Regions from separate parts of the Homo sapiens genome. Here regions 1 and 3 are each linked to region 2. A link is a contact called in ENCODE Hi-C or POLR2A ChIA-PET data. All regions are on one chromosome and are shown on one strand. The core of a region is the stretch at or near the end of the contact, and the rest is flanking DNA. Distances in the headings are between cores, read along the strand shown.

Evidence for each region. A loop is a pair of places that touch in the nucleus more often than their neighbours do. ChIA-PET counts read pairs that join two places held with the same protein, here RNA polymerase II (POLR2A). Pooled maps may share reads with other maps.
Region 1: a map with no recorded cell type shows a loop between it and region 2 (10-fold over the local background). The contact joins the enhancer-like site here to the promoter of PRDX4 in region 2. A Hi-C loop is called at or near these places in 1 of 37 single-sample maps with no recorded cell type and 4 of 50 pooled maps. POLR2A ChIA-PET finds 5 or more read pairs at or near these places in 2 of 52 experiments (BJ and WTC11).
Region 3: a loop to region 2 is called in a map of B cell, with 14 times the contacts of the local background. The contact joins the enhancer-like site here to the promoter of PRDX4 in region 2. A Hi-C loop is called at or near these places in 1 of 168 maps with a recorded cell type or tissue (B cell), 3 of 37 single-sample maps with no recorded cell type and 10 of 50 pooled maps. POLR2A ChIA-PET finds 5 or more read pairs at or near these places in 1 of 52 experiments (activated CD4-positive, alpha-beta memory T cell).

Annotation. Positions count from the first base shown.
Region 1 is chrX:24,241,037-24,243,736 of GRCh38, forward strand. No RefSeq gene overlaps it. Among named protein-coding and RNA genes, the nearest start is that of SUPT20HL2, 72 kb to the right of the region's middle. RefSeq lists an enhancer at 1,695-1,774. Within about 2 kb of position 1,320, at least 6 of the 41 ENCODE cell types and tissues checked have a DNase peak (open chromatin) inside an H3K27ac peak, as active enhancers do.
Region 2 is chrX:23,666,075-23,668,774 of GRCh38, forward strand. PRDX4 (peroxiredoxin 4) reads left to right here and starts at 1,419. Exons shown (of 7, transcript NM_006406.2): 1 at 1,419-1,737. The coding sequence starts at 1,497. RefSeq lists an enhancer at 1,178-1,472 and silencers at 1,222-1,401, 1,752-1,881.
Region 3 is chrX:24,479,444-24,482,143 of GRCh38, forward strand. The region is part of intron 1 of PDK3 (pyruvate dehydrogenase kinase 3); the gene reads left to right. Among named protein-coding and RNA genes, the nearest start is that of PDK3, 16 kb to the left of the region's middle. Within about 2 kb of position 1,333, at least 16 of the 41 ENCODE cell types and tissues checked have a DNase peak (open chromatin) inside an H3K27ac peak, as active enhancers do; they include B cell, where a contact is called at or near this core.

The DNA.
Region 1 (2,700 bases), core at 70-2,569, 570 kb after region 2:
TAAAGTTCTGATACATGTTACAACATGAATGAACCTTGAAAATGTTGTGTTAAATGAAACATACCAGATGTAAAAGGACAAATAATATATTATCCACTTATATGAAACATCTGGAATAGGCAAATTCATAGAGGCAGAAGGATAGAGGTTACCAGGGGCTGGGGAGAGAAAGAATGGGAAACTATTGCCTATGCTACAGTTTTTGCTTGGGATGATGAAAAAGCTCTAGAAATAGATAGTGGTGATATTTAAACAACTTTTTTTTTTTTTTTTTTTTGAGATGAAGTCTTACTCTGTTGCCCAGGCTGGAGTGCAGTGGCGCTATCTCGGCTCACTGCAACCTCTGCCTCCAGGGTTCAAGCGATTCTCCCACCTCAGACTCCTGAGTAGCTGGGATTACAGGCACCCTCCATTGTGCCTGGCTAATTTTTGTAGAGACAGGGTTTCACCATGTTGGCCAGGCTGGTCTTGAACTCCTGACCTCAGGTGATCCACCCGCCTTGGCCTCCCAAAGTGCTGGGATTACAGGCGTGAGCCACCGCATCTGATCTAAACAACATTTTAAATATACATAATGCCACAGAATTGTACACTTAAAGTGATTACAATGATATATTTTAGGATATGTACATTTTACCATTTACCAAGAAATATTGTGATATAAATTTACTTATCAAAATCCACCAAGTTATTTTGATCCACGAATAAGTCACATACAATAGGTAGAAAAGCACTGCTAGATTATCTTTAATAACAACCTAGATATTTTAGCCATATGAAGAAAGGTTTAAAAGTTATGAATTGGTACATTGTGAATGGCGCAGCCACGTTTTTTTGAAGTATATTTTGTTAGGCACAAATGATCACATGTTGAATTTATCAGTTGTGATGCTAACTTAAGGGACCCTTAGTGTAGAATGACTGTTCTCTTAGTAAAACATCCTGGCTTGCGTGCAAAAACCTTACATGTCGTTATAATTTGCCACCATACGTGTCAAAATCTGCAAGAAAATTTGAAAATCATCTAAATCACTTAGAATGGTAACAGAACGGAAATTAATCATAATTTTTTAAAGAACAATTGCATAATACGCAAAAATTCCCTATTAACAAGAATATTTGATTGGCTGCTTAAATCTTTATTACCAGAGTTTGTTGTGTTAGGTGCTATTCTCAAGGGGCTGGGGACCCTTGTTCACAGTGATGGGTGCCACCTACTGGATATACTAATATTTTCTCTGACAACATCAGAAATTCTCTTTCAGGACTCTTTTGGAAGCGAGTATTCCCTCCCTTCCCTTCCCCCTATCCCACTCCCACTAGCCCCATGTTAACACAGCTGGAACGGAACACAGAATTCCCATGAGGCTATGACAGGCAGCTTCTGACCTGGATCCCCTGAGTGTGGGCTACACTAGTGACTTGCTTCTAATGAACAGAATAGGACAAAAATGATGGGATGTCCCATCTGAGATTAGGTTACAAAACACCGTGACCTTTTTTTTTTTTTTTTTTTTTTTGAGACATGGTCGTGCTCTGTCGCTGAGTCTGGAGTGCAGTGGCATGGTCACAGCTCACTGCAGCCTCAACCTCCCGGGCTCAAGCCATCCTCCCTAATAGCTGGGACTATAGGCACATGCCACCACTCCCAGCTCATTTTTGTATTTTTTTGTGAAGACAGGGTTTTGCCATGTTGGCCAGGCTGGTCTCAAACTCTGGTCCTCAAGTGATCCGCCCACCTCGGCTTTCCAAAGTGCTGGGATTACAGGCATGAGCTACCACGCCTGGCCAAGACTGTGGCTTCTGTCTTGATTGCAAACTGTCTCTGATGCCTCTTGCGTGCTTGTTCTGAGGAAGCCAGCTACCATGCTGTCAACCACCCCATGCAGAGGTTCACATGGCCAGGAACTGAGAACAGCTTCTGGCCAACAACCAGCAAGAAACTGACGCCCTCAGGGGAACCAAGGCCCTTAGTCCAACAGCTTGTGAGAAACGGAATCTGGCCAACAACCACGTGAGTGAATTTGCAAACAGATCCTTCCCTTGTGAAACCTTTAGATGAGCCAGTAGCCCCGGTGAACATTCTGATTGCAGCCCTGGGAGAGACCCTGATTCCTGCAGCATAGAAACTGTGAGAAAAGAAATGTGTCGTTTTGAGCCATTACGTTTTAGGATAATTTGTTATGCAGCAGTAGGTAACTAATTCAGGGGCCCAAACTAATTCTGATGGATTTTCAAAAGCTTTAGAAGTTTCCTGTTTGAATTTGGCTTCATAAGCCTCAGTAAAAACTTTCTACTGTGCTTGCTCGTTTAGCCTGTTAGACCTTGTGTTCCCAGGGGAAAACTTTTGGACGCTTCTGGGGCCACTCAGTCTGTAGTCCTGCAAAGATGTCACAAAAGGTAAATCTTGATCATATACCATGTGAATGAGTGTTCGAAGGTTAGGTACACTTTCCAGAGGAACATGTATTTTTTTTTTTAATCATTAATTTTCTGTTGCAAGAGTATAACATGAATACACTCTCCTTATGAAAATAAGTACGTTATAAATAGAGTCCTCTTTGACAGTAACTCAATCTAGGTCCCTCTCCTCCCCACCTGTCCCCACCCTCAGTTATGAGTTTGGAGTAAATCTTTCCAGACCTAAAAAAAAAAAATTACATAAACACATGTGTTTGTTTTTGCAACAATGATACTCTC
Region 2 (2,700 bases), core at 169-2,668:
TCAGAGGCAGAAAGGTCAGTTTCCCTTTGAGGGGCGGGGGTGGCGTGGGATGAGGAGGCTTTTTGGGAGAGATGGGCGTGGAAGGATGTCTAACAAGTGCTGGCGGCGAGGGTCGTTGGCACTTCAATGGTGGGAAGACAGCCATGGGCGAAGCTTTGTGGAAGAAATAGGTGTGAAGGATGAGAAGGCCTACAACAGTGCTGAGGGCGCGAGGCCAGTCACCTGCGAAGTTTTGTGTACAAGATGGGCCCAGAAGGATGAACAGGGTCTAAAACAGTGCTGAGGGTGGGAGTGCAGAAGATCGGTCACAAGTGACGACACAAGGTGGTCTTAGTCCAGTTGGTGGACGCTCGGTGGCCTGGGCCTGCCCCCAGTGCGCAGACGCACACGGCAGGTTGCAGCGGCAAGCGGGGCGGTGCCCACGGCGGGGAGATGGGTGGGGAGGGCAGGGAAAAGGCCAGGGGTTGGGTGATGGGGTAATTGTCAGAAAAAGGAACAACACTGCTGGGAGAGTTTTCTGGTAACTTTTCAAGTCTTCATTTAAATTAAAAAAAAAAAAAGCTGTCTTTGAAACAATAGATTAGGTCACTAAAAACTGCCTGTACGCCCTTGCATGCTGGAGGAAAGTAAATGGTTAGACCTACCCTCCCTAAGTTTTTCCAGGACTTAAAAGAGCTGCAAGTAGTGCAGATCATGGCCCCGTTCACACAAATCACTTCAAGAAAAAAAATTAGTAAATGTCTATTAGATCTTGAAACTTATTCCTGTCTATCTGGAACTTGGTAACCTCTGACCAACAACTAACTCCCCATTCCTTCCCTCTCGCCTCGCCTTCCCTACTTCCCAACCTCTGGTAAGCAGCAGGGTAAATACAGTCAATAATAATGTATATTTCAAAATGAATAAGAGTAAATTTGAAATGTCTCACCATAAAAGTCATAGGTAAACAAGGCGATGGATAAGTTAATGTGATGTAATCATCCCACATTGGATACATATTTCAAAAAATCACATTGCATCCCACGAATGTATACAATTATGATTTGTCAAGTAAATATAATTTTTAAAAACGTTAAGTGACTTTTTAAAAAGCTTATTAGAAGTATAAAATGCAAGCCATTCACAAGCATATAGGTTAGATTCCGCTTGTGAGGGGCTTGTGTGCAGTGGTGAGGCTTTGTGGAAGAGATGGACGTGGAAAGATGTCTAAAACAGCGCGGAGGTCAGGAGACCTTGTCGCTGCCTTCACAGAGTTGGGCAACGCTCCCGGTCCTGGTCAGCCGCGGGACGCAGGCGCAAATGCAGGCTTGGGATGGGGGAGGTGCGGCCGGCGCCCACGTGGCGGGGCGGGGAGCAGATAGGGGGGGTAGGGGGAGGAGCTGGTCTCGCGAGGCCGCGCCCCGGTTCGCGCGGGCGTCGTGCACGCGGTTGTAGCTGCCCGGCGGCGGCAGAAGCGGCGCTCGCGCCAAGGGACGTGTTTCTGCGCTCGCGTGGTCATGGAGGCGCTGCCGCTGCTAGCCGCGACAACTCCGGACCACGGCCGCCACCGAAGGCTGCTTCTGCTGCCGCTACTGCTGTTCCTGCTGCCGGCTGGAGCTGTGCAGGGCTGGGAGACAGAGGAGAGGCCCCGGACTCGCGAAGAGGAGTGCCACTTCTACGCGGGTGGACAAGTGTACCCGGGAGAGGCATCCCGGGTATCGGTCGCCGACCACTCCCTGCACCTAAGCAAAGCGAAGAGTAGGTGGTGTCCCGCCAAAGGGTGGGAGGGGAGATTCCGGAGACACGTGTACCCCGGTTACACCCCCGGAATCTGGGCTTGGGCGGCACCCCCTGGGCTGCCTCCGGGCCCTGGGCGGGCCTGGTTCTCACCTAGGAGGGCGGGGAGGGGAATAAAGGGGAGTTCTAGCTGTGAAGAAAGGTATGGTTTCCACTGATCAGATTTTAGAAGAGGTAGTGGTTACCCCAAAAGCCGCAGCTGAGGGAAAGTGGGTGGCCCTAGTCCCGAGTTTGCATCGAGGATGTTGGGCAAACTGAAACAGTTCCTGAAACATCTCAAAGTGCCTTCAGCACATCCTGTCTTTTTCAGGTACTATTTCAGCGAAGGAAGACATTGATAGGTTGAATAATGATTCACAAAAAGTTTGATTAAACAGAAAAGTTGCTAAACACAGTGCTCGGGAGGTCAAACATTTCATTTTTCTTTCTTCCTTTTTGTTTGCATCTTACAAAGATTATTACTGAAAGCCACCTTCCCCAAAGCCTGTGTAGTTAATGGATATTCCTTATGTTTCTCAGACATGAAGAACCTATTACAGAGTGTACTTTTGAGGGAAATGGGGGAAAAGGTTAGAAGTATGCATTTGGGTTGATGATAAACCTCGTGGCAAATTTGTGTCCTGCCAATTTGGTTTTTGATTATTTGCATTTCTGTCCAGTGTACAAAGCTAATGGCCACTTTCAGGAATGACACGTCAGACGAAGTAGATACTGTGAAAGTTGTAGCCTGCTACATCTGGATGTTAAAATTAACCAAAAGTGAACAGTGGCTATAGATAAAGGCTGTCTCTTGCTTGCTATTCAGTAACCTGCTTTTCCTGCAGATCATTTGACATTCTGTAGGTGTGTAGTTGGTTTTTATGGTTCAGTTACAGCATGTTCCATGCCAGTATTCAGTGAAAAAAGTAATGCTTCAAATTCTGA
Region 3 (2,700 bases), core at 83-2,582, 810 kb after region 2:
TTTGACCTGAGCTTGACTTCAGTGAAGCTATTGGAGAAGGAAATTAAAATGGACTCTTGGCTGGGCACAGTGACTCACACCTATAATCCCAACACTTTGGGAGGCCGAGGCAGGCAGATCACCTGAGATCAGCAGTTTGAGACCAGTCTGGCAAACATGGTGAAACCCCATCTCTAATAAAATACAAAAAAAAATTAGCCAGGCGGTGGCACGTGCCTGTAATCCCAGCAACTTAGGAGGCTGAGGCAGGAGAATCGCTTGAACCAGGGAGGCAGAGGTTGCAGTGAACCGAGGTCGCGCCACTGCACTCCAGCTTGGGCGATGGAGTGAGACTCCGTCTCAAAAAAAACAAACAAAAAAAAAAGGACTTTATATGGCACCTGAAAAAGATTCAATAGATTCGACTAGCACTTACTGAGTACTTACCAACTAAAACAGGATATCATCTAATTCTCACAACAGCCATGCCCATTTTACCAATTAGGAAACTGAAGTTCTGAGCGGGTAAGAAGATGACTCACACGTATAATAGGTAGTAGAGCCACATGTCTGCCCGCCTGATCGTCTTACCACCTCTTTATAGCAGAGAAAGTAGGTGAGGGATTGGGCGCAGTGTGTGAGCAAAACAAACTGGAGGAAAGGACCATCGAGTGCATTGTCACCGCCTCCCAAGCATTACCACATCCTGAAGCACAGCCGTTTCCTTCTCGAGTTTGTTTAGTTTTTATCTTCCCCATTTAAGATCATCTGAAAGTGAAAGGGAAAAAAAGAGCTGACACTGAAAAGTCTCTTACAGAGTACAAAGATGTTTGTGATCAGTTTCCCAAGAGGCTGAAATAAAACTCAAAGGTGAAAATAAAGACAACAGTACATGGGTAAATAAAAAATTGGGGATGCTTAATAGCCATTGTCTGGGCTTGAGGAGTTCTTTGATTTGTTTACCCTCATTGAATTTTCTATGATTAGATGCTAGTCCATGGTTCTCAGTCCTGGCTGCTCATGAGAATTGTCTGGGGAGCGCCTGAAATGAGTGACACCTGCTCCCTACATAAACCAATTAAATCAATTGCTGCGGGTAGGAGTCTAGGTGCTGGTGCTTTTGGGTTACCCAGGCGATTGTGTAATAATATTCTTCCAGAGTTAAAACCACAGTGTTAGAGCTGGTGAAATTTTTGCCCAAGAGCTATGAACCACTTTAGGGGATAGAGTCTGTGAGTGAGATGCCAAAGGTTAACACCGAAGTCATTCTGGAGTCCATCAGCATTAGTTGAAAGTTCTGGATTTGGAATGAAATGGAAACTAAGAAGCATTGGGAAATTGCCAAGGCATATTCATTGCCTTTGAGGAGCTCATAGATAAATGAGAAGCTGGGACAAATACATAAATTTACGTATGCTAGTCAGAAGGATGAATCATATAATTTTGTGGTATCTTTTTGCTGCTGTCCCTACCTCGCCCTTAAAGGTTTTTGAAATAAGGGTGGTTTCTGGGAACAGGTAAGGTGTTAACCCAATTGTCCTTTATCCAAAATGTTGTTGGAGGCTTTCTGGATGGAGATCACAAAGAGAAGAACAAAATGTAAATGTGCATACTCTTTTTCTTTTTCTTTTTTTTTTTTTTGACAAAGTCTTGCTCTGTCGCCCAGGCTGGAGTGGAGTGGCGCGATCTTGGCTCACTGCAAGCTCCGCCTTCCGGGTTCACGCCATTCTCCTGCCTCAGCCTCCCCAGTAGCTGGGACTGCAGGCGCCCGCCACTGCACGCGGCTAATTTTTTGTATTTTTAGTAGAGACAGGGTTTCACCGTGGTCTCGATCTCCTGACCTCGTGATCTGCCCGCCTCGGCCTCCCAAAGTGCTGGGATTACAGGCGTGAGCCACCGCGCCTGGCCCCTTTTTCTTGACTTCCACCTTTTTTCCTTGGCTGTTTACTCCTAGCACTGCTCTCCAGAGTTTTCTTAGAATTTATATTAGTAGGCAAGGTTAGTGTATGATAAATAACTGTATAGAGAGACAAACAAAAATCTTATCCTCTTAGACTAATTCAGTGGGAACTTGAGCTTAGAGACTGATGTGGTTTGGCTCTGTGTCTCCACCCAAATCTCATGTTGAGTTATGATTTTCAGTGTTGGTGGTGGGGCCTGGTGGGAGGTGATTGGATCATGGGGGCAGATTTCCCCCTTGCTGTTCTCATGATAGCGAGTGAGTTCTCATGAGATCTGGTTGTTTAAAAGTGTGTAGCACTTCTCCCTTTGCTCTCTCTCTCTCCTGCCACCATGTGAAGATGTGCTTGCTTCCCCTTCGCCTCTGCCATGATTGTAAGTTTCCTGAGGCCTCCCTATCCATGTGGACTGTGAGTCAATTAAACCTCTTTCCTTCATAAGTTACTCAGTCTCAGGTAGTTCTTTCTAGCCACATGAGAACAAACTAATACAGAGATCATCTGTAATCTTCCCAATTTTACACATGAGAAAGTAGAAGCCCCAAGTAAGGAAGAGACTATGCCAGTCATCAGCTAGTTTTTGGTATAACATCTTGGCCACCTCTTCCAAAGGGAACCAGAAATTATTCTTTTTATGAGGCCAAGGGAACTTACATTTGTGTGCCACTCTCTGCTAAACACAATAGTGGTTAGCTGTAATTCTCACAGCGTCCACATTAAGTGTTTCCATTTCTTGGATGAAGAGTCTAAAGCTTAGATAGTT